Regions from separate parts of the Mus musculus genome. Here regions 1, 2, 3 and 4 are each linked to region 5. The links are chromatin loops, found by intact Hi-C in ENCODE. Cell type or tissue: gastrocnemius. All regions are shown on one strand. Region 1 has its middle 72 kb from the start of Cpxm2. Region 2 has its middle 9.2 kb from the start of Gm35147. Region 3 has its middle 65 kb from the start of Gm34725. Region 4 has its middle 2.5 kb from the start of Hmx3. Region 5 has its middle 14 kb from the start of Gm35249.

Evidence for each region. A loop is a pair of places that touch in the nucleus more often than their neighbours do. Peaks named below come from ENCODE experiments on the same cell type or tissue, not always from the same donor. Only the 100,000 strongest peaks of a DNase experiment are listed, where the experiment ranks them.
Region 1: a loop joins it to region 5, with 9 times the contacts of the local background. A loop is called at or near these places in 40 of 42 quality-filtered maps.
Region 2: it touches region 5 in a loop (5-fold over the local background); 16 of 42 quality-filtered maps call a loop at or near these places.
Region 3: it touches region 5 in a loop (9-fold over the local background); 20 of 42 quality-filtered maps call a loop at or near these places.
Region 4: a loop joins it to region 5, with 4 times the contacts of the local background. A loop is called at or near these places in 8 of 42 quality-filtered maps.

What each region holds. Positions count from the first base shown.
Region 1 is chr7:132,223,843-132,228,842 of GRCm38, reverse strand. No RefSeq gene overlaps it. Among named protein-coding and RNA genes, the nearest start is that of Cpxm2, 72 kb to the right of the region's middle. In gastrocnemius, a CTCF peak has its summit at 1,971 (motif pointing left); DNase peaks (open chromatin) are centred at 1,961 and 2,262.
Region 2 is chr7:132,472,542-132,477,541 of GRCm38, reverse strand. No RefSeq gene overlaps it. Among named protein-coding and RNA genes, the nearest start is that of Gm35147, 9.2 kb to the right of the region's middle. In gastrocnemius, a CTCF peak has its summit at 2,263; a DNase peak (open chromatin) is centred at 2,270.
Region 3 is chr7:131,896,605-131,901,604 of GRCm38, reverse strand. No RefSeq gene overlaps it. Among named protein-coding and RNA genes, the nearest start is that of Gm34725, 65 kb to the left of the region's middle. In gastrocnemius, CTCF peaks have their summits at 2,110 (motif pointing left) and 4,132; DNase peaks (open chromatin) are centred at 1,742, 2,089, 3,810 and 4,119; H3K27ac peaks cover 644 bases.
Region 4 is chr7:131,537,939-131,542,938 of GRCm38, reverse strand. It overlaps a transcript of Hmx3 not described here. Among named protein-coding and RNA genes, the nearest start is that of Hmx3, 2.5 kb to the left of the region's middle. In gastrocnemius, a CTCF peak has its summit at 2,806; DNase peaks (open chromatin) are centred at 682, 1,387, 2,083, 2,786 and 2 more places; H3K4me3 peaks cover 931 bases.
Region 5 is chr7:132,549,373-132,554,372 of GRCm38, reverse strand. No RefSeq gene overlaps it. Among named protein-coding and RNA genes, the nearest start is that of Gm35249, 14 kb to the right of the region's middle. In gastrocnemius, CTCF peaks have their summits at 2,376 (motif pointing right) and 2,913; DNase peaks (open chromatin) are centred at 104, 2,428 and 2,866; H3K4me3 peaks cover 661 bases; H3K27ac peaks cover 664 bases.

The sequences.
Region 1 (5,000 bases), 330 kb after region 5:
CATGTGTGCACATATGTACATGCCTGTCATGTGTTCACATATGTACATGCCTGTCATGTGTGCACATATGTACACGCCTGTGGAGGCCCAAAGGTTGACTTCTGCTTCTTTCTCAATCACTCCCCACTTTTCTTTTTCTTTTCCTATTTTCATGTGTGTGTGTGGGGGGGGGCAGACAGAGAAAGAGAGACAGAAAGGGTGACACATAAAGATCTGCTGCTGATTCTGTGCTCTTAAGTAATGTTAGACTGTAATTAAGACTGTAAAGGCTCCTGCGACTAGCCAGTTTGGAAAACTGCTGATTTATCTAATATTTAATTAAATAGCATTTTTGTTTTGTTTTGTTTTTCGAGACAGAGTTTCTCTGAGTGAGTCTGGAACTCACTCTGCAGAGCAGGCTGGCCTCGAACTTGGAAATCTGCCTGCCTCTGCCTCCTAAGTGCTGGGATTAAAGGCATGTGCCACCACTGCCCAGCATTAAATAGCATTTTTATAATGTCCAAAACAACTGGCATAAAGAGGCTTGGGAACAGATATAATTGAATTGTGGAGGCTATAAAATCAACTGGAGCATCTTGCAGAATGGCCTAAAACCAGGAGAGCCAAAACGTCCTGAGCATCGTGGTGGGATGTTTCCTGACATGGTAAAAAGCCTGACACTGGAAAGTCCAGATGTGGAGCATCTGTGGTGACAGGGCGAGAACAGTCATGCTACCACTGACTGTCACATGGTAGGCACCAGGTCCCTTGAGAGGGTACCTGTGAGTTTCTCACTGGACTCCCCCTCAACCTTTGGGGCAGGTCCTGTCTGTGCTCTGGTTCCAGTTTGAGGGTCATCAAGCTGAGGTCCTGAGCCTAGGAGAGGCAGAGCGGGGGGCCTTGCGCTTAGGTCTGTTGGCCTAGAGACGGTCCTAACTGCAGATTCTCAAATCAGAGTCTGTGAAAAGATTCCTAAAGAGGCAGGTGGAGCCAGCGAGCCAGCGGACCAAGGCTGGGCTGGGCGGCCACGTAGTTCTAAAGGTAGAGCCCCAGGCAGGTAGTGAGGGCCAAGATCAGTTGGGGTAGCAGCTTTAATGCCATTCACCCACAAAAGCCCAAGGAACAACCCATGGGATCCCTCTTGGCTTTAACCTGGTTCTGTCCTCATGGAAGTGTCACAGTGGTCTTACTGCCTTCCTCTACATGGGCTAAGACGCACTGGGTTGCCACGGCCAGCCAGTTCTTAAGTTGGCTTACGAGCCTTGTGGTCAGCAGTTTGGGTTGCTGTGGGTTCGAATCATGCTGGAGGAATGGGGTTGGGGTTGATTTCTTCCAGGACTGCCCTCCAGTCCACACAGAGGCCATTGAACCTCTCAACAGTGACCATAGCAACTGCTTGTTTCTTCCCACCTCCACATGAGATAATCCAGGGAACTCCTGCCATGAACAGCACAGTCAGCAAAATGGAATTCTGGAAATTTCCTACATGAGCGAGCCAGCAGTTGTTCAAAAGGCAGCGTACAAAGGCTCAGCTTAGGTAAATTTCCTATCCCCGCATCACCCTCTGCTTCCCCTCACTCATGAGCCTCTCTATCTCTACCCACACTCTTGCTCCATAGAGTTGCTTCCTTATTTACCCCAAGGCCAACTTCAAGGGTTATTTGCTTCTTGTACAAGAGCTGGGCCCATCCCCAGACACACAGCAGTGCAGAGCATTTTGAAGAATGGATGCCTAGAAAGAGTCGGACAGTCTCAGTTTCTCCGCTTCTGATTGGGGTGGAATCTAGAGGTTTTCATAGGGGCCTCTGTTGACTTTGGAAACAACCCACTTGCTCCATCCACTAACTCCTACAATGCCTTTGCAAAAGTGTGTGCAAGAGAGGGTGGGAACTGGGAGGAGAAGTGGGCAGTTCTTTCCCTAACACCTTGGGATAGCGCTGCTAGCAACCAGGAAGATCTGAAAGGTAGCCCTGCACTGCTCTCTTGTGGTTTACCTTGGTATTGCATCAGAAAGGCCTTTACTAGTCTTTGAGCAAGTAACCCCACCAAGACAGGAGGGCCACTTTTAAATGTAGGGATCACCTTTGACCTGGGCCAGGATTAACCTCAGTAAAGGGGTATTTGACACATCTGAAATCAGTCATTGGGCAGTAGTTCTGAAGAGATCCAGCAGTAACCGTGGATTCTTCCACATACGACTTGCTCCCAGCAGAGACTTACAGGAAGTCCTGTAGAGCGTGCCAACAGCATCCCCAGGAAAGTGAGGCTGGAAGAAGGTGCACAGATGTTGGCCTGGTCTCTATCCACCACTATCTATCTCTGACCTACACCACAGCCGGGAATGGGCTAGGCTAAGACACCACCCCTGCAAGCATCTTGTAGTGGCCGGAAGCCCCCTCCTCCATCTCCCCTTTACCCAGTCCTTCCACACTCAGACCCACTCCCCTTCCAACCCTTTTTCAGACACCCAATGAGCCAGCCTTCTGCAGCCCTCCATGACTGTAGGCGCCAGAGGAATTGTGCCTCTGCCAGGGAAGGCCTCGTGGCAGCATCAGGTTCCACCTGCAGATCAGCAAGGCTCTCACCCCCTCGCCTCTGTCCTAACCCTCCCTTTTCTGCTTCTCCCAAACGTTCCTTCTGCTCTATATTCATCATCCCTGCTGGATGGATGCCTAGTTCCACGCAACAGCTTCCACACCTCTGACCCCTTAGTCTTTACTCTCAGACTCCTCTCTCCCAGACCTCAGACAGCTCCCGTCCTAAACAGAGTTGGATTCAGCAGGCAGGCCTAGGGAACTGTGACTCCCTCCATGCCACCCCTTCCCCATGCTGTCCCCTTCCACCCATCCCACCCCTTCCATGCTGTGTGGTGCTAATTCACCATCTATCAGGCCTAGTTTGGACACACAAGTCCAGGACTACCATCTTGACAATAGGGTCTCAATCTGTTTTGCAATGACCAGGGGGGCAGGGCAAGGCTGTCCTTCCCTGCCTGTCTGCTTTTGGGTTCATCCTCCCATGACCTTTTGCTGTCCCTTCAGCAGTGACAAGGTTTGCTTGGCCAGACTGGGCTGGAGTGTTGGTTAACGTTCTCATCACTGGCCCGAATGCCTGATGCAAACATCGTAAGAAGGTATGTCCTGGGGTTTGCAGACCCAGAGGTTTTAGTATAGCATGGGAGGGAGGGTGTGGCCAAGAAGAGCGGGTTGCATCCTGGTGAACAGCATGGTCTCTCTCTTCCCTCTGTGCCATTCTACTTGAGCCTTCTATCGGGATTTCAGAGGGCACTGCTCACCTTCAAGGGCATGTCTCCCATCTGCCTTCTCCAGACACTCTCTCACAGACACACAACACACCAGAGGAACACTTTACTAGTCTCCTGGTTACTTCTCTAGTTACTTTATCTAGTTTCCATTCAGGTTGACAATCAAGATTAACCATTACAGGTGGCTTTGGGTTTGGGCTACTCCAGGGCAAAGGAGCTAGAGAAGCCACAACAGTACAGATCTAGGGGAATCCACAGTTTCCACAAGAAGCCAAGCCAAGCCCACCCCAACCAGATCCCAGATCTGTTGCCAGGATATTGGGTGAATACCAGCTGAACTCTAAACACTTTTTAGAAGGTCTAGTTTGTGACCCTGGACTTCAGTCCTTGGGTCTGTCCAGCTGTCCAGGTTCTTCACTTCAGAGATGCGCCTTTGGAGTAGAGGCTGCTCAGGTCAGTGTCTAATGGGAACCTGCATAATATCCACTGAGAAGTGACTCATTGAGGTCGGACCTCAGCAGCCCGAGTGTGCTAAGTGTCCAGAGGACAGGCTGTGCCCATCCTAGTATCCCAGTACTCCAGCCCCCCCCCCAGCACCAAAACACCCCAGCATCCCAGACCTCTAGCCCCACAGCACCCCAGCATCCCAGCATCTCAGCACCCTAGCATCCTAGCACCCTAGCCCCCAGCACCCACCATCTCAGCTCCCCAGCACCCAAGCACCCTAGCCCCCAGCATCCCAGAACTCCAGCCCCACAGCATCCCAGCACTCCAGCCCCCCAGAATCTCAGCCCCCAGCATTCCAGCTCCCAAGCCCCCAGAGCCCCAGCAACCCAGCATCCTAGCATTCCAGCTCCCAGCATCCTAGCACCCTAGCCCTCAGCACCCCAGCACCCACCATCTCAGCTCCCCAGCACCCAAGCACCCTAGCCCCCAGCATCCCAGGCCCCCAGCATCCTAGCACCCCAGAACGCCAGCATTCAAGCCCCCCAGCCCCTCAACCTCCAGCATCCCAGCCCCCCAACATCCCAGCACCCCCAGAATGTCCCCACTGTGGTCAGAATCCTCCTGTGTTCCTGATGACTCTCCTCACTCCCTCCTCCCCATCTGTCAGCCTCTTGGAGTTTTTCTTCCCCCTCCTATCTGCGCAGCCTCTATAAAATCCCATGTGGTTACCTCCCAGGTCACTAAAGCCTGCTATGGGTCTATACCATCGACTGTGCTATCAAAACTATTAAATTTTAAATGATTTGGGGAGGAATTATTTTTAGTTCCCAAACTATAATTTGGTTCATTTTCATATCTGGCTACTATTTTGTTTTCATAGAATATTGTTCTTTCAATATACTTTTATTCCCTTTTATGCATTTAATCTTTTTAAACATTGGGTTTGTAATTTGATCTGGAACATTGCTAGCAAGTGCCAGGGGACCCAGTTACCTCCATAATGTATCTACTTCCTTCCCCTATTTTGAGTTGAAGCGAGGCCTGTAACTTTAAAGAATGCTATGAAAATGGAAGAGAAATCCTGGGGAGGTTGTGAGGTAGAGGAACACGCAGAAAACGCAGAGAGGAGACCATTACTTTGCATGTGCACTGACAACTAATAAATGATAAAGCCGTGCTGGTTGGTTTTGAGTTCTTTTGGCATTTTTCCAAAGGGTGTTCATGTGTGCTCGTGGAGCTGGAATGATCCCCAGGCATAGAGACCATGCTTTCTTTGGAAGTGGGGAGGGACTTACTGTCTTTGTTGGGA
Region 2 (5,000 bases), 77 kb after region 5:
ACGAGTTATGTGATTAAATTGTACTGCCACTCTCCTTCCAGCAGACGTGATGTGTGAGCTTTTTTTCTCTTCATCTAGAAACCCGTTGCATACCTAGAGACTGGAGAGATAGCCAGGAGGGATTGCACAGGTCGTTCATGGACCCATTGACTCATGCACTGGCTATCTTTGCTTGGGTCTGGGTCTCCATCCTGCCTTCAAGGAACTCAGTCTCCTGAGAGAAGGGAGTATTTGTGTCATGCGAAATTAGAGGTGTATGGATTAGCTAATGAATTCATTCAGCGAGTACTTACTGAGCATCTATTATGTGCGTGGAATCAATCTTTAAATTATTCATCTTCCGCATTCACTTAACAGTTTTAGAAGCTAAGAGTCTCTTGTGACATTCTCAGTAAAACCACAGGGTTGTGACCTGGCTCACACTGGGATAAAGGTCATTTACAGGGTGAAGGTTAGATGGAAGCTCTGAGTTATGTCCAAATGTCATACTTTTGAGTGGGAGCTAGGATTCATTCCAGCTTTCTCCACCCCAGCAGCATGCTGGAACACCCTGGGGAGGTTTTATAAGGAACCCAGGCTATGAGCTGGGCCTTACTCCTATAGGTTCTGATTTGATAGACTTGAGCTGGGGAAAGGTAGTGCCTTGGAAGTTTCTCAGGCGGTTGGTATGTGTGACACTGCAGGGGCCACTGGTCTATAGCACTGCCTCTTAGCCTCAGCTACATAGAACCCTCTGCGGGAGATTTGAGAGTTTTGATGTCTAAGGCAGTCCCTATGCTGTGAGTCAGACTGTTACATTTTGGCACCTTGTCACCAGTATATGTGAAATATTTCCAACTGAGCCTGGAGAGATGGATCAGCAATTAAGAGAACATATTGCTTATCAGAAGATCTGGATCTGGTTCCCAGCACCCATATGTTGACTTACAACCATCTGTAACTACAGTTCCAGGGGACCCAGTGTCATCTCCTGGCCTCTGTGGGCACTGCATGCATGCAGTGCATGTACATACATTCAGACAACCATACACATGTATAAAAATAAACCCTCCTTTACAACCAAAATTTTAGAGCAAAAATCCTGCTTCCTGCGGTCCCAATAGCTGACTCTTCTACCTATGGCAATATGCCAATTACAGAGATCACAACAGCCAGAAACAGGGAGGAAGGAGGCTTACTCAGTGTGGCCACATGGGGACAAATATTAAAGGGGTCAACTGATCCCTGACATGAACTGTGGGCTCTTTGTTGGCAGATAGCTGCGAGGAGAGCCGGTCTCTCTGGGTCTGAATGGGATGGTGAGTGGTGTCCCAAGAGGAACCACACCGGGCTGGGAATCTTGTCGAAGCAGGGACTCGATTTAATGTGGCAGCAATTTGCTTATATAGGCAGGGCAAGGAGGTGGGGATAGGGGTATGGGGTGAGATGACGTATGGGGAGGTGTGAGATGATGAAGGATATGGGGTGACTTCACAGGGCCTATGAAAATTTTAGACATTAGTGGTGGCTAGGCAGAGGCAATTTCATCTATGCCATGTTGAGTCATTTTCAAGTGGAGGTGAATGACTGTTCTCGAAAATCAAACTAGGCTCAGGTTTGTCTTCAAGGCCCAAACAGAGGCCAAGTAGGGCCCAACAATGAACCTTGGATATTTGTAGAGCCAGGCAGGCAAGAGGTCCAAAGAATTAAGCATTTCTGGCCGGTGGGATCTGCTTGGTTCTGGTGTCTCAAGGTGGCCTGGAGAAGTCTGTCACTGCTTGGGGCTGAGGTTGGGGCTCTCCACTTGTCATGAGATAATGCCTTCTGCTCCACAGCCCAGCCTTGCCTGCTTTGACAATTGCCCCTGTTTGGGAGGAGTCTGTCTTGCAGGTTCCCCATTGCTTGGTGTTGTTTCAGTTGCCTGCTACAGATGTGCTTTGCAACGAGTCCTTTTGCTCCTGGAATCCAAGGTGACTGGAAAGGACAGGTGAAGGAGGCAAGCAACCGAGCCAAAGAGAGCCAGGATGGGGTTAGCTAGGACAGTGACCAAGATTCCATCACACCACCAAGATTAAGACCCACACCTGTGTTGTGCTCATACGTGGATAGGAGGCTGGCACCACAGAGGCTGTGACATGGCAGCTGGGTTTTGAAGGGTGAACATGAGTTTTCTAGGGTTCCTTTGAAAGAAGAAGGAGTACTTCAGGCTAGGAAACTAGCCTACACAGGGCATGAGCAGGAGGGCATGGAGGATTTTGTATGTAATGTGGCTGGGGCGGAGGCAGAGGGCGCTATAGGAACAGTAACCAATGCTGCCCCTCCCGTGGTTAAAGCTTATGTCCTGCTTTGGTAAGTGGCTGTGGGTTCCAGAGCTTCTTAATTTGCTGATGCTCTGAACCTCCCTATTGGTGATGGATGGCATGGAAGGACAGGGCTGGAGGAAGACAGATCGACATGAGTTTGTTTTTCCAGCCTTTGGGCTAGGACCAAGTCTTCTGGGAGACAAGTAGCTGACCCGAGGAAGCAGTCAGGAGGGCAAAGGCTGCATGGCACCTCTGAGGCACCTCTGAGCTGATGGGTGGCTCAGAAATATGTCCACACAGTCTTTGACACTTCCTAATAAGATGCAGTGTTGATGTCTGCTCCCCTCGGATTTGGGCCAGCTCCTTCAGGACAAACTGCTGCAGAAGCAATAATTGTCAGAGGCTACGCCCTGGGTCAATCAGGACACTCCACTTTGACACTCAAAGAAAGAGAGTTGTGCCCATGTGGCTGCAGGCTGGACAGAGCCAGGCTGCAGGAAGGCCTTATACTCATACCCAGGGGATTCACTAAGGCCCTCACTGACAGCAACAGATTAGATGACTCTAGATGCCAGTTTTGGGGTCCCACCAACTGGGGCCCCTACACTGTGGGGTAGCAATGAGCTGTCCAGCTCTGCCTTGTCTAGATTTCTGGCCTGCAAGATATGATCCATAACTCAGAGAACAGCTGCTCTGGACCTTTTGGTGGAAGTTGAATGTCTATAGGGAAAGTTCCTGGGACAAGTGGTCCAAGGGACTTGATGGCCTCTTAGACACAAGAATGAGGAAGAAAGGGCATGAGAGATGTCCCTATGTGACCAGCTTCTCATTGGATGCTATCTGGAGAGAAGGGATGGAGGGGAACCAGACAGGGACTCAGTCAGATAGGTTCCCTGCTGACTGCTCCCCAGAGAGCCCTGAGCTGCCTTTGACAGTTTATAGCAGTTCCTGCTGAGTGGGGTTCTTGCCTGGTTCTTCTTAGCCTTACTGGGTCCTGGATCTCAGGCCTCTGCCTGGCCACAAACTCCCAGACCTTCTGACATTAGCAGAGGGCATGAAGGCCCTGTTCCCTATTATGTTTTGGTGCTCCTAAGTGATTAGATTCCCTCCCCACAGTAGCCTCCTCCTGTCAGGGTTTAGTTCCTCTGGCTATGAGACCCCAGGGCTGTAGATCTGGCATTAGAGAATTGGGGGTACAGGCTACAAGAGTGATTTGGAACTGCCTGCTGTGCTGTGACCCAGGATCATCTTGTAGGGTGGGGCTTAGGGAGGGTGTATCTGGGCAGGGAGGGACCCTTGAGGAGCCAAGGGTAGCTTGGTTCTGCCATTGTTCCGCCATGTTTCCTTGGGGTTGAGGTCCACAGCTGATGGGCCTCTGATGGCTGGTGTTTAAACGCTAGTTTCAAAGCTTTTCCTGTTGGAAAGTGGTTCAGGGCAGGTAGGAGTGAGGCTCTGGCATGCCCCTGTGTCTGTCAGGAGCAAGGTGTGTCAGGAGCAAGGTGGGTTCTTCAAAGCCCTTTGATACAGGGCCATTTGGAGCCAGTCATGATCCCAAGCCAAGGTACCACCAGCGTTGCTAATGTTATCAAGCGTGTTAGACTAAGAACTTCTTAGATCCTGGGGTAAGCTTGGTGAATGAGGTAGAGTGGGTTCAGGGACGTAGGAGGTGTCTAAATATGTCAACTCTGACCCTGGCTTTATAGGCAGTGCAGTGACAACATCCAGTCACCTGTGTCAAAGCTCCACTTGGCCTATCGGGTATGGGAGTTTTTATGTGTGGAAGGGAGGTGCCTATATCTAAGTGATGTGTGTGTATATATGTCTGTGTCCCTGAGTCTGTGGGTGTCAATATATTTGTGTAAGATGTGACTTGTGTCAGTACATTCAGGGTGTCTGGACGCCAATGAGTCTTCGGTGTCTACGTATATTACAGTCCATGTGTTTCTGAAAGCATTTCTTGCTGTACTGATGACCCTGTGGTCCTGGACAGTAGATGACCTGAGACCATTCCAGTGGCAGGTCCCTGCCATATTCAGCTCTATTATATCTACTACTTAAGTGAGGCACGGACCCCCTGAGGGCTCAGAAACTGACTGATGACTCCCCACTGGTAAGTGCCCAATCTAGGCTCCACATCCAACCACCTAGGCTTGGAGCTTTGGTCTTAGCCATATTTTGAGCCCCAGCAAGCCCAGGATCTAGGAAGTATACTAAATATCTACGCCAGGTCACAGGCAGGGTGCTTGGTCCAGATTTCATCCTGGAATCTTGTCCAAGGGAATGACCCCCACCATGCCTCCTTGTCGCTTATCGAGACCCAACAAGACACTCTATTTAGAGTCAGTAATGCAGCATTGAGAGCCATTCTGGGGATCTGAGCCTCACAGTTGTTCACAGCTATAGGGCTACCTCTGGACTGTTGAGGAGGCTGACTGAAGCTAGCTCTGTAAGCAGCTGCTGGCAGGTCTTCCACAAGCATAAGGAGGAGCCGTTACTCAATGTTGGTCTGGGTCTCTGGGTGCCTTCAGTGTGCATATAGTCCTGCTTAGCCAGCAGGATGCAGGATGCGGGGACTCCTCATCCCAAGATGTCCATGCCACTGAAATGTGCTTCAGGGAGAGTGGGAGATTTATGGCCAAAGTCATTTTAAATGGAATTAGGTGTCTAAATCAAATTTGCTGCTGTTTCTCCCTCTCCCTCTCTCTCTCTCTCTCTCTA
Region 3 (5,000 bases), 650 kb after region 5:
AGCTGAACTGGTGAGCTACAAGTCACTCAACAGAATCAAGAATCACCTTAGAGATAAGCTTCTGGACATGTCTAAGAGGGAGTTTCCAGAAAAGTTAACAGAAGTGGGAGGAGCCATTCTAACTGTGCAGCACCATTCCATGGGCTGGGGTCCCAGTCTGAATAAAAAGTAGAAAGCAAGCTGAGTACCAGCATTCATCTCTCTGAGATGCCTGACTGTGGAGTCAGAGTGACCATCTGCCTCACAGTCAAACCACCATGCTTTTCCCCACCGTGATGAACTGACTGTACCATCAAACTGCGAGCCAAAATAAACCCTTGTCATAGTCAAGTTTCTATTGCTGTGATAAAATGCTGTGACCAAAAGCAGCTTGGAGAAGGAAGAGTTAATTTTATCAAAGAGTTCTCACTATGTCATATTCTATCACTGAAGCCTAGACAGGAACTCAAAGCAGGAACCCAGGAACTGAAGCTGAAGTCACGGAGGAGTGCTACCTACTGGCTTGCTCCCCATGGCTTGCTCAGCTTGCTTTCTTATGCATCTCAAGACTACCAGCCCAGAAGTGGTACCACCCACACAGACTTTCCCACAGACCAGTCTGGTGGGGCCTTTCCTCACTTAGGAATCCTTCTTACCAAATGAATCTAATATGTACTTCTTTTAAGTGGAAAGAGCAAGGGGAACATTTAAAGCACAGCACAATCTTCCCCTCAATTCTCTTACATTCTAGACCAAGCCATAGTATAGCAACTGTACTAGGTCCTTGGCTCTCTAAGCTTCCCACAGGCAGTGGCTGGGACCACCCATAGTAGGCATTTGATGACTTTGAAGGAAGGACATGCCTCCAGGTCCATATATTAGAGCCCTGTTGAGGGTTCTTGTAACAGTCTTCTATTTAGCTTTTGTCAACTTGTCACAAACTAGTCACTTACAAAGAGGGAACCTCAGCTGAGGAATTGCCTCCATCAGACATGGACATGTCTGTAGATCATTTTCTTGATTAATGGTTGATATGAGATGGTCCAACCCACTGTGGGTAGTGTCATCCCTGGGACACTTTATGGAATGCTAGTCCTGCTCTGTTCCCTGCAGTTCCCCCAGGGCCTATTGCCTTACTGGAGCCAGCTATAATCTTTCTAAGAATATCCACGGTAAAACAAACAAATCCTGCATCCCTGAGGGAAAGGCACACATAGCAAGGTGTGTAAGTTAGGCCATGAGGCACATGGCACACAGCCTTACTTCACTCACTCAACTCACCAGACCCCAGGGACCCGAAAGATTCTCATGCAAAGCTTGGGGGGCAGGAAAGCACAGCTTTCCACCCTGCCATGCTGTGGTCCTTACTGGAACCTGAGTGGGTGGCAACTAGGAGCCCATACGTACCAGGGTCTAGAGCTGGGAAGGAAGGAGGCATTGTGGGAGCTGAGCTCTTCCTCTAAATGAGATCTTGCCCTTCTCAGGGCTGGACCCCAGATGGAACCAAAGTTCTAGGAATGGCCTAGAGCAGAGCAAATGCCTGCCAGGAACATCTTCAGGCATACATCCACCTCATGTTAGGCCCAGTCAGCTTATTGGGGGGGACAGGCATGAGAGGGTGAGTATGTTACCTAATACTCATCCCCATTTGCCCAAATGGGAGGTCCTCAGCCCAGCCCAAAGCATGATGGGTAGCTGTAGGAGCCCAGGGTCTATCACCATGACAAAGCTGTCCAGCTTAGCTGAGAAGCAGGAAGGCATTTGGCCTACCAGAGGCAATGCAGAGCTATGCTTGCAAGGAGGAGGAAGAGGGACGTGATCTCCCTAAGGGCACAGCTCTGGTGACAAACTTGAGAGGAGCAGCTCCAGCCATAGACCATTCTCCTAAACAGGGACTCCTTCTTGCAAAAGGCAGCCAACTCCTTTTGTGTGTCAAAAAAGAAGACTTCTACCAGATTGCTAAAAATGAGCAGCAGATAAAAATACAGTTCTGGTCCCTGGAGCCACGCATCCTGGCCAGGCTGCAAACAGCCTGCTTTTCTTTCTTTCTTTTTTTTTTAGGCTGAGACACTTCTCAAGCCCAAACTTGATATTCTCCACAAGGCCCAGTCTGCCCCCAAGTGGTGAATCTCTTGTAAAGACGCTCCACTGCCAACTTCCTCAGAAAGCCTGAGGAGTTTTTGTCAGAGGCCCTGAAGGGCTTTGAAAGTGAATGTTGGTTGGCTTTTCTCATTTCACAGACTTCTTGGTGTAATGTCTGAAGATGAAATGTTACTTCTCTCCCTCAGACGCAGTTGTGTTTGTCTAACATTTCTTGATGTTTCTTTTGTTCAGAAAATCAGGATGCCTCACCTTAGCAGACAGAAAAGATTTTAAACCCTAGAGACTATATATGTGTGTGTGTGTGTGTGTGTGTGTGTGTGTGTGTGTGTGTGTGTGTGTATGTATGCCCCACGCTGACTCATGCTCGCCCTTCAGTGGGGTTTTGGGGTAGCGAGGGTCTCTGTACCCAAAGTAGCAGTCTAATATAGGGTTAAGAGAACCAAATGCCTGCGTTGGAATTATCCCTAATGCCTCTCACTAGGCGCATGACCTTGGAGATATAATTTCAACTCTCTGCTAAGTATAGATGCAGTCTAAGTGTGAACTCAGAGGCTTGTGTTGGAAGTTTGGTCTCCATTGAAGTGCCACTAAGAGGCAATGGAACCTTCCTGAGGTAGGGTCTGGAGTCTGGGGAATTCATCTCCCCTTAGAGATAACTAAGAGGGTTTGTAGTTCCACTGACATCCCAAAGTCCTCTGAGGTTCTGCACTAGTTACATTTCTTAATGTTGTGACCAAACACCTGAGAAGATGCCACTTAAGGTAGAGAGACTTACGTGGCTCATAGATTCACAGCAGGGATGGCGTAGCAGCTGGCTCCTGCGTTCCACACTGGTAGGAACTTGTGGCATGGTTTCTAACATCTCCACAGACTATGCAGCAGAAGCAGAAACTGGAGCTGGAAGCTGAGCCTGACTGTAAACCTGAATACATACCTCATTCCCCCTGAGACATTTTCTCCGGTAAGGCCCTACCTCCTAAAGACCCCACAACCTTCCCAAATGGCACCATCTGCCAGGGTTGAGTGTTCAAACACAAGCCTGTGGTGGGCATTCACAGCTCCCCTTTTACTTTCCCACTGTAGGGTTCTCACTCAGAGCTGAAGCAAAAGTGAGCCAGCACCACACCCCTGACTAAATAAACCTCTTTTCTTAGGCATGACACAGCTTTGGGTATTTCAGTATAGTAAAAGAAAACAGACCACCACACCCACTTTCTTTGTCCATAACATGATCAGATTTATGTTTGGAGTTTCTTGAGTGTTTGGTGAGTTAATGACCATCAGGGACTGTGGCCAATGTTTGATACGTGGTGTGAACTACAGGATCACCAAGGACATGACATCAGGTACATTGCTGTCCTCACTTCTGCTGCTATTGCTGCTCTTCAAGCTAGGCTAGCCTAGAGCTAACTGCACAGGTAAGGAGTGTGACAAATATTGGTCCCATGTAGTTATCAGGTCCAAAGCCCTTCCCACCTGGGAGCTGGCTTGTTTCTAGAACCATCCATGTACAGATTCTGAAGCCAGGCAACCTCAACCAGGACAGGAACCCTGATGGGGGTCTCAGAGAAGCAGGATCAAAGAGGGCAGGGTTGTTCCAGAGTTCTTCAGCAGGGACAGCAGCTAGCCAGGCAGTGAGAACAAGCAAGGCATCTCCGTTGAGACGACCTTGTTGGGTCTTGGCTGTCAGCCCCTCTCTGCTCTTTCCTGATTTGCTCCATCTCTGTCATCCTTGGCATTTGCCCCAAAAAGTTTCAGCTGGTCAGAGCCAGTTCTGTTTGCCCCTTCCCAAGGATCCTGACTGGCATAAGAAGACAGCCCCAGAGAGAATGTATGGCTTGCTCAGAGTCACACAGGAATTGTGTGGCAGAGCCCAGCTCCTCTACCTTGGGTTGTCCACTCTGGTCCTGCACCTGGAGAAAGGAGACGTGCTGCATCATAGGCAAACTCAAGGACATCAGGTGTAAGGACAGCCACAAATCCAAGCGGCTGTGGGACTACGACCTGAAACTAGGACAATAACATTCATGGTTGATGGTTCAAGGGCTCCCCTCAGTGGTCATCTTGCTGACAGCCGAGGTCCTGGAGGACTTTCTAGCTGGTTTCACAGAACTCCCTGTAAGGAGAAGCAGAAGGCACTGTACCATGGCCTCTGACTTCTGGATAAGGTGGCTTCACTGTTTCTCAAGCCTCTTTGCACTCTAACCCTTTGTAGTCATTTTCTAAAATAGATAGATAGATAGATAGATAGATAGATAGATAGATAGATAGATAGATGATAGACAAATGATGTAGAGGAAGAAGATAGATAGGCAGGTAGAGATAGATAAATCACATATAGATGATAGATAGATAGATAGATAGATAGATAGATAGATGATAGATAGATAGATAGATAGATAGATAGATAGATGGTAGAATTTGTGTGTGTGTGTGTGTGGGGAGAGAGAGAGAGAGAGAGAGAGAGAGAGAGAGAGAGAGAGAGAGAGAGAGAGAGACTTAGTGTTTGGTGTGCAATATATAATCTGAGAATTAATATCAATAATAAATTAAAAATAAAGAACCCGTGTTTGTCTAAGGAGGGCTAAGGGAGGAGGGCTAAGGTAAGTGGTACTGCTTTGTAAGTTGTTGCCAACAAAATCACCAAAACTTGTGAGTTTATTTTTATACAAAAATTTCTGAAAAAAAAAATTCTGGTATTGTGGAAAAGCACAAACATGGTTATGTTTCTGACATACCATGGTCATGACACTATGGGATTAAAGGATTAGTGAGACAGTGGGACAGTAGAGAGAAGATGAGCCTAGGAGTATATCATGGGGAAATGCCACATCCACTCCAATAGTGACCCGTGTGACAGAGCCAAAAGCCTGGACACAGTCCCGAGGCGAAAAGTTCACGGAAACAGTCGCCAGGAA
Region 4 (5,000 bases), 1.0 Mb after region 5:
GGAGGGCGGGAGCGGGACAGGCGGGCGGCGGGCGGCGGGGCGAGCAGGCTAGGGGCCGGAAATCAGACCATAAACGGAACTCAACTACGGGGCTCAAAGTCGGGGGCCGCCCCGGGCGCGAATCGAGCCGCGGGAGGGCGGGGTGGGGACCGGGCCGGGGCGGGCTCGCATGGGGGGAGGGGTCCAGAGGGGCGGGGAGCGGACCTGCCTCTGCGCCGAGGGAGCGAGGGGGCCGGTAGGAGCTGCGGCTCCCCGGGAGGAGGCTGCGAGAGCGGTCCCCGGCTTGGGGATGCGTCAATCCGGCGCCGGATGCTAATGATGAAATCAAAATGTCATCCAAGTTAAATGCGGGGAGTATACGGCGATTGGGCGCGTACAATGGCAAATGGGATTAGGCCGGCCAAGGCGCAGCCGAGCCCAGGCCCCGCAGCCGCCTCCTCTACCGCCCCCTCCTCGCCTTCCCTCGGATTTTGGCGCTTTGGCTTCGGGCTATGAGAGCCCGCCTGTTATTGGCTTTATATAGTCCAATTAGGCAGCAAATGAGGACAAACCTATTAGCACAAAAGGATATTGGCTCTCGCTAAAGAGGCACTCTGAGAGCTCCCACCAAGCGGGAGGCGCGCGAGGGACCTCAAGAAGGAGACGCCCCCGGCGGGCCGGAGCGCACGGACCTGCTCCAGTCTGGAGCAAGCACCTCCCTCTACCCCCTGCAGCTCGGCTGCGGGCTGGCTGCTGTCCGGTCTGCCTGAGGGGGAGGGGCAGAGCAGGCTGGCCTGGGTCACCTCCGGGTTATCCGCGCTAGCAGCGGCCGCTCTCCCACCCCTCCCGGCCTGGCAGAGGCCAGCTGCCCCACGCGGCTGGAAAGCCTTGGCCGTGCGGGTCCAGGAAGTAGGGCGCCTCCCCGGCCCCGAAAGAACTCAGTACTTTCTTTCCCCAAACCTGCTAATCAGGGTGCGGCCAAAAAGAGCTTCCCCGCTCTTCGTCTAGTCGAGAGTCTGCCGACTTAGGAATCCGCGTAGCCTTGGCCTTTGGTCCTGAAAATGGATGAGTGATTCTGAATCTTTCAGGAGTAGGAGTTGGGTATGCGACTCTGTGCACGCGCTTCCCCTGTGCAACTGTCGGGGTAGCGGTGTTTCCTCACTGACAACTGTACTCCGAAGGACACCGCTCTTTTCTTGGTGACTGTGTCCGCGGCTCAAAGATCAACTTTAAGCCTGCGATCTGAACACAGCACTTTCCCCCCAAAGGGTGGCATTTGGAACTGCCTAATGCTTTAATATAGGCGCCAAGAACCGAAGGCGCAGAAGAGTACCTTTCTCGTTTGTGACCCTGGCAACGACACCTGCAGCATGTCCCAAGGGCCTCCAAGTCCCTGGAGAATCTCGGCGGGCCTCTGAGGAATAGCTGGACTCATTCGACCTTAACAGCTCCCTGGGTCAAGCAGGAAGCCGGAGAGACAATCAGTTCAATTCTAGATTTCCATGGGGTCCTTTCCCCTGGTGATAGTTCCTTGGCCCGAGAAAGATGACAATTTGTTCTCAGCCTGGATGAAAATCCCTTCACACCTGAACTTCCTCCGCCTCAGCCCGTTCTTTATCTTTCGGTTGAGTCTTGCCTAATTCAAGCTCCTCTTGCTTACCTAGCGCAGCCTGGACAGTTTTGGGTCCCCAAATGAGAAGTAGGTTTATTTTATTTTTCAGACCTAAGGCACCAGAACCGCCTCTACCAAGTCTTGAAGGTCGTATTTAAAGTTTTGACATCCACCCTCGGTAACGAACCCTACTATTGCCTTGTAAGTAGCGCTTCTATAAATGGTTACTATTATTCCTTTGATTTCGTATAAGGCTTTACTGGAATGCACAGGGGCGCATCATCTAAAATCCGAGTTGGAGCCAATCACAGCTCCGAGGCTCAAGCAGGGTTGGTAATACGCTCAGATTTTATAGAGAAAAGGTGTCCAGAGAGGAGGCTGTACCTAAGACGCCCAAACAGTGTGGGACAAGCAGCGGCCACCCCCACCCACCCACCCAAAGCAGAAATCGTTCTTCTTGAATAGACGACATCGGTTCGGAGCTCACTGCTTGCGCACAGCAAACCTGGCGGCCCACTAGGCTGAGGAGGCTCCCAAGGGTATGTGCGGGTCTGGTGAGGGAGAAGCTGCAGACGTGTGCACGCTTGCTAAAGTTCTGATGTACAAGGACTCTTTTAAATTAGGGAAAGAGGAAACACTTTCCACTTCTCGGAAAGGTGGTCGTTGTGAGTCAGTGCTACCTTACTCTCTGCCTACCCAGAGAGGCCGTGTGTTCAATCACTGTGTCTCAAAACAAAACAAAAACAAACAAACAAACACACCAAAACCAAAACCCGCAACAAACCCATCTATGAGTCCGTAGACCTGAAAGACATATCTGTCCCAGGAAGACAGGCGTGAAAGACATTCGGTCCACGGCTTCTGGCCGATCTCAGTTCTAGGACTAGACCCAGAAGTGTGGACCCAAGAAGAGTTAAGAGGCAGCTTACTTGGGCCGATCCAGCATGTATCTTTCCTAATGTGAGCATGTGTGTGTGTGTGTGTGTGTGTGTGTGTGTGTGTGTATTCACTAGAGGAAAGGGTCTCTTTACTGGGTGTCAGCATCTCCAGCTGGACGTCAACATCAGGAAGCACTGACTTGAGCTTTCCTTTCTGGTTCGAAAAAGCTCGGGTGCCTGGATAGCAATTTACTTGTTCTCCAGAAAGTCTTGTTCCCTCCACTTGCCAGCACCGTGCTGCCTTAAAAGCCAGGCAAACAGCGCCCTCTATGGGGCATCCTCGAGCCTACAGAAGTACCTGAAGAAAACACAGAATCTATGCTAAGAATTTAAAAGCCTAGGCCCTAATATTCCCTACCACCCTTAGAAAACAGCACTTAAAAAAAACAAAAAACAAAAAAACTGAGTTATGAGAGAAACCAAGGGACGTCTCCTGCAGATTCCCGCAGGTCTAGCCACCTTTGGAAGAGTTCTCTCCTGCTTTTCACTCTTCTGGCTTTCTGTCTCCCTTTAAGGCAGGTTTTAGTTTTCTCCTTGCAGCCTTTTCTTTTCATGTGGAGCCTGACCGCAGTTGCTGGAGCTTCAGGATGCTGCTGTATGAGACGAGGAGTTGCCTTATTTATCTTTTGAGAACTCAGTGCACACTTGGCCAGTGAGTAGGCGTTTCAGTAAAGGTTTGTGTTAATGCCTCAATTCTTGACTTAGGTGATGGGTGGGCGAGTACATGGATGAACAGATAGGTGCGTGGGTGGATGGGTGGGTGGGTGGGTGGAGTCACAATTCACACTGCAAAGGATTGGTCTGCTTGACAAGAGTACTTCAGACACCCTGGCAACTTCCTCCCAAACACTCCAGCTAACACAGTTTTTGAAGTGTTTAATGAAAATCTAGCTTGTTTGGGGTTTTGGCATAGGATCTTGGTCTGTAGCCCAGGCTTACCCAGAAGTCAGTATGTAGCCTCCCCAATGCTGGAACTACAGGTATGAGCAACCACACTCAGATAATCTGAGGTCTTTGATTACATATTTTTACAAAAAACTAAAGGCTTTTCCAGGAACACGACTGCTGAAGAGTGCCTCACAGATTTTCAGCACGCAGGCTGTGCACAGTCAGATCTTCACACTGCTGTATCTTGGGACAAGTATCCAAGAGGGCAAAGGGGGCCTGGAGAATACTAGTGATCAACACCAAACGTCTACCCAAAGAATGGGCCTCGGCAAAAGCATGCTTAGAATTGTGTCCTACACCTGCCACGCGCAAAAGTCTTATGTGCATTTGCACACACTCAAGTTGCTAAGCAGATTGTTCCCCAAGAAAGGGGAGTGTACACATGTTCTCTAGGACTTTACCCAAGGCAGGGGGCTTCCTTCTGCAGCCAGAGTGGATGAGTCCTCCCCAGATGTAGTGTACAGACTTACAGAAAGGGTAGGGACCAGCTAAGCGTTTAGCCAAAGTTGCAAGATCCATGCTGGAGGCCTTCACAACTAATAGCTAGGGTTTGTCCTGTTCCTGGTGCTTAGATTTGCCATCCAACACTCCTGAGTTACAGGTTTTTGATTTGTAGGTAAAATGGACAAAAGCCTAGAGCTGCGATTCCCAGGAAAACTCTGACCCTGTCTCCCAGGAAGTTCCTGCTCATCTTTCCTCGGGCTACTTAGAATACTACCAAAGACCCCTGCTTTGGCTAATGAGTGTGACTTTGAGGAATGTATAGCTCTTAGGGAGTGACTGCAGCCACGTAGTCCTTGATGACATAAATATCTTGATATATGTACTAAACTCCTTAGAGTGGCCAAATTACTAACCCTTCTCTGAGAATAAGGGAACTCACTGTGCAGAGCTAATTTTAGGCATCAGTCACTGGTTGAGTCCTCACTGCACACTGGCCACTATCCCAGGGAGAGGTGGGCGGTACTTGAAAGTGAAGAAACTGAGGCACAAGATTATACAACAAAAGGAAGTAGATCTTACCCGAGGACCCAGCCTCCTAACATTGCTATGAAGACACTTGGGGACACATGCAGTGACTGCTGGTTATGCTTATGGTAAATTCTTATCCACTCTACTCTTGGAAAATATTGACTGATTGGTTGACTGACTGACTGACTGATTGATTGATTTGTTGGTGGTTTATTTCGAGACAGGGGCTTACTGGGTCATTCTGGTTGGCCTGAAATGAGATTTCACAGAGTTCCAACTTGCCTCTGCCTCCCACGTGCTAAGATTAAAGATGACCCCACAGACCAAAAAAATCTGTTCTTGTTGGTTTCTCTGACAAAGCTAGGTTAGCTAATCCTGGTAGGCTGCCTACATCCTCTCCATCTTCCTACTTCTGGTGTCTTCAAATGTTTCCTTCTAAAACAGGAGTCTCCCACACACAGTTATGCACAGGTTGCTCTGTCCTAAGAGTTCTTTTCTTACTTTTTAAGATTTATTTTATTTTTGTGTGTATGAGTGCTTTGCTGGTATAT
Region 5 (5,000 bases):
TTATTGGAAAAAATGTTTATGAAGTTCTGCTTGGCTGGCCCCGAGGATTGGCACTGGTTCAGAGAAACTGCTTTTATCAAGCAGTCTGTGCTAGGCACTGTTCCAAATATGTTAATGTTTGTCACAGGTGCGGTTACCTCCAATTACAGATGGGGAAAGCAAGGTTTTGGAAAGGATATTTGCCTGACTCACTTAAATAGGTAGCAGTAATGCCCAGGGCAGGCAGGACTAGGCTCTGAGGAGGCAAGGGCATTCTAGGTGTCCCTGGGGCTGGAGGTTGGCACTACCACCCCTTTGTTTCCGGAGCATGGCTGAGATGCCCCTCGTGTATGTAAAAGCATTTCAATTCATTTCTAGTTTGGGGAAGAGATTCTTTAAAATGCCAGTGGGAGCCATTGTGGTGAATAATAAATACACAATAGCAACTTACTCCTGTGAGGAAAAACTCAAGTCATGCTAGGACTTCTTCCATGGTTCCATGAGTGTAGAGTAGCTTGCTTCAGAGCTTTATTAGCTTCCTACCTCAACCTTTATTTTTATTAACTTGCAAAGGATGCTCACCCCTTTGCATCAACCTGTTCCTTTTTTTCTTTTTTCTTTTCTTTTCTTTTCTTTTCTTTTCTTTTTTTTTTCTTTTTTTTTTTTTTTTTGTTTTTTTCGAGACAGGGTTTCTCTGTGTAGTCCTGGCTGTCCTGGAACTCACTATGTAGACCAGGCTGGCCTCGAACTCAGAAATCCACCTGCCTCTGCCTCTCAAGTGCTGGGATTAAAGGCGTGCGCCACCACACCTGGCTCAACCTGTTCCTTTTAAATGTTCATGAAACATCTGGTCTTTATAAGTTGCATCAGGGTGGGTAAGGATAAGACCTTAGGTGGAGGGCAACATAAGGGGAAAAGGGTTTCCCAGAAGAAACCAAGCAAGATTAAGAGAGCAGGTGTATAAAAGAGATCACAAGTGTGTGTGTGTGTGTGTGTGTGTGTGTGTATGTGTGCGTGCACGCACACATGCCTCTGTATGCACATGTGTGTGCACAGTTGCATGCAGGAGTTTCCAGACCATGACAGATAGAGAGCCTGCAATGGAAGTCCATGTAGCTGTGTCATGCTCTTCTGGTGTCTTTCATGAGAGGAGCTCTGAGACTCCTCTCATGGGGATGTGGACACCTTTTTATGGTCTGCTCTTAATGCAGGTAAGGGGTTTTCACCCTCCCTGTGCTTGGGTGGACACCAGCCATGCTTATCCTAAGAAAAGTTATTTTTATTTTATATGTATATGTGCGTATGCCTGAGCGTATGTTTATGCACCACATGCGTGTCGGTACTTCAGGAGGCAAATAGAGGGTGTTGGGTCTTCCTGGAGTAACAGGAGATTGTGAGTTGCCCTCTGTGTGTGCTGGGAACTGAACCCAGGTTTTTTGCAGAGTAGCATGCCCTAAACGCTGTAGTTTTACAGTGTCATTATCTGAACCCTAAGAGCAGAACTTGGGTTAAAGTGGTTCAGCCTAAGCACTGACAGTTTGTCCTAGATGACAGCTTGTCCTAGATGACAGCTCGTCATATAAACTGGCGACATCACACTTGGAAACCTGCTGATCACGGTAGGATCCCCCCAGGCTAGCAGGTGGTAGGTGAGGGGTTACTAATATAACAGCCCCTAATCTGGTTTGCCTTAACTACTAATTTATGGTTCCTGGGTTCTAAGCCTTGTATTTTATAGTAACACAATGGAACTGACTTCAAGATGTGTATGCACACAGTGCATAAACTCCCAAGTTTTTCCTAGAGAACACTGTGGCAGCCCTGTCTGTGTGCCCCAGGTTTGTTCTTTTGGAGTGTACAGGCCCAGACAGAACTTGTGAGCATGAGGGCACACAGCTGTGGTAAGGAGCCTGCCCGGGTGCCTTGATGACTATGAATATCGAGGCCAGCTTCAGTTTTGTTTTGAGCTAGGCTGACCTCAGGCCAGCTCACTCTTGTCTATTCTTTATGAAAGCAGGCGAATTAGGCCCACTTTCCTTCGCTCACGCTGCCCACTGTTTTTTAAAGTGGAGTCGGATGCCCTATGAGTCTGAGCTCTTAGTTAATGGGAACCACGGCCAGCTGGTCCCTACACACCTTATGAACCCACAAAGGAGCCAGACTGAGACCCTGGTAGGTTTCTTGGAGGAACCTGCCAGAAAACACCCACCATCTTCAGTGACATTTCCACTTCCCATCTTGGGTTTTTAGATTCCCTTGATGACTTAGTCTCCTTTGAAGTCAGTTTTCCCGGGGGGAAAAATGGTCCGTTTCTGCGGAGAGGGACCTTCGAGTTCTGTAGAGTAGTTAGGGATGTCTTGAGTCAGACTTAGAGCTAAGCACTGGTAGAGGAGGCCGAAGACGTATTTGGACAGCAGGGGGCACTGCCGGCAAAGCATTGCTCAGGTTTCAGCCGCGACGCGCGTGCGCGCAGGCCAGGGAATCAGCACTGAGACCAGGAGCCAATGGGTGCAGGGGATGGGGTGGTGTTTCAGGGGTGGTGTTAAACTGTTTTCTTCCAGGGCTCGCTGTCCTTTGCTGTTCCTTGGTTGCAAATCTTCTTGGCTGCAGACTTCTGTACTTTCATAAAACTTGGTTGTTAGTGTGCAGACTGAACGCACACTTTGAAAACAGTTGAAAAAAATGCAGAAACAATTCCCTCTGCGGCGCCGTGACTGTTCAGGTCTGGGTTCTCCCTTATGTGCTCTGGGTCCCCGGTCTTTTGACTGGTTAAGGGGTGTGAATCATGTTCACCCACTTGTCGCCCAGTGCACCTTATCGGTGCCCATCCTCTTGCCCCGTTCAGAAGACCTGGTAACCTAGCCCGGGCCACTTCCCTGGGGGCGACTATCACCTGTGCATTCTCTAGGAGGGAATAGAGGGCGCCCTAAGCCTATGGAAAGGGCTTGCAGCGTGGAAAATGAAGGCTAGGGCTAATGGTGTGAGTGGTAGGAAGGTGCTCTTTGGTTGCACTTGGTTTTCTTGCACTTTGTCTCTGCCACCTCACTGTGGCCTCCCTCTGTATGTGGCTCAGTCGACAGCTGTCTATCTACCATTACATGGTGATGACCTAGACAGCCAGGACTGGGAGGCCCTGGGTGTGTGAGCGCTGAAGGAGAAAAGAAATACCTTTTCTCATCCACCCTGTGGTCATGGCTGAGGCCTCTGCAACAAAATGATTAACAAAGAGAAAAGCATACACATTTATCTAATAGAAATTTTATGACGCCTAGGAGCCTTTAAAGGAAATGAAGAATGGAAGAAATGGTAAACCTCTGCATTTGTTTTTTTTTTTTTTTTTTTAAGCTGTGGTTTTATCCTGTGAGAACAAAACAGACTGTGACTGGATAGAAGTATGTGATCTAATGTTGATAAACTGGGGGCCTTATGAGGTCTGCTTGTTCAGAGTCTTTTGTGTCCTTGATGTCAGTGTCAGGGACTTTACTTCTCATTAGGGGACACTCCTCAAGTTCTCATGGACTCCTGCACGTGGAGAAGAGTCCTGGCGGGAGTTCTGAGGAGGGGCTCTTTCCCTTCCTGGCAGGAGCGAGATGGGAGAGGGTTGCTTCTGAGGCAGGAGGAGACTGGTCATCAGCTTTGGACATGCCAGGCAAACTCTGGAGCCTTAATCTCTTCCTTTAAAAAAATGGGGCAGCAGGCTCCTCCAGGGAACGGAGGACACATCGAGGAGCGTGGCTTCAGTTGAACCTGCTGGAGGCCTGGGTTCTAATCCCAGGTGTCCTGCTCGGGGCTGCTGCTCCTGCCCCCTGGTCTCCTTCTGATGAGGGTTGAGTGGCAGAGTATGTTACCTCTCAAAGAGGATCAGATCACATCATTTCTGCAGCAGCCCCCAAAGCCAGTCTGGAGGAGGAGCCAGGCTGTGAAAGGCAGTCAGCTCTGACCAGAGGAGCCGAGGCCTGACCTCCATGGAGCGGGTACTCTGACAGCATCTGTGCTGTGGAATTCAGCTCTTATGTCCCAGGCTTGTGACCCAGGACTCCTGTCTCCAGCCCGAGTGGCCCTGTGTGGTTCTGTGTGTGGCTGTGTGGTGGGGCGGGGACATGGTCCCTTACTCTCACTTGTTTGAGTCCCAGCTCACTTCAAGAGACTGTTCTTTTGGCATAGTGATGGTACTATTCCAGGTGGAGAGAGGTTCTGCCTTCCTCTCTGGAGGAAACTTAGCCTCAGTGGGTATCTAAGAGATGGGGGTAGGTGTAGAAGTTAGGTCCAGTTCTCGTTGCCCTCCCCAGCCCCATGCTCCCGGAAATACAACACAGACTCAAAATATATTTACAAATACCTTGGCCATAAAGCTAGGCTCTTCTCTGACTAGAATTATACTTAAGATAATCCATTTATTTTAATGTACATTCTGCCATGAGTCTGGTTTCATTGTTTAGGTACCATGCATTCATCTTCTCACATCTTTCCGGGCAGATCATCCATGCCTGGTTCTATCCCAGAATTCTTCCTCCTCCCAGATGTTCCACCTTCTACTTCCTGCCTTGCTGGAGTCTAGCCCAGCATGAAAGGGTCCCAAGGAAAGGCAGTGATGGGGTATGGAGTCAGCAGTGAGGCCAAAGTTTATTTATCTTTGCCAATCTTCTGTCTACAACTCTTTGCAATTCAAAGGCCAAAACCCAATGGCTTCTGGTAATAAACTCCTTCCGTTAGCATCAGGGGATTAGGAAAAAAAAAGCTTGCCAGATCAAGGGGCCTCTCTTCCCAATGATGGCCGACTAGGCCATCTTCTGCTACATATGCAGCTAGAGACATGAGCTCTGGGGGGTACTGGTTAGTTCGTATTGTTGTTCCACCTTTAGGGTTGCAGACCCCTTCAGCTCCTTGGGTACTTTCTCTAGCTCCTCCATCGGGGGCCCTGTGTTCCATCCAATAGATGACTGTGAGCATCCACTTCTTTGTTTGCAGGCACTGGCATAGCCTCACAAGAGACAGCTATATCAGGGTCCTTTCAGCAAAAT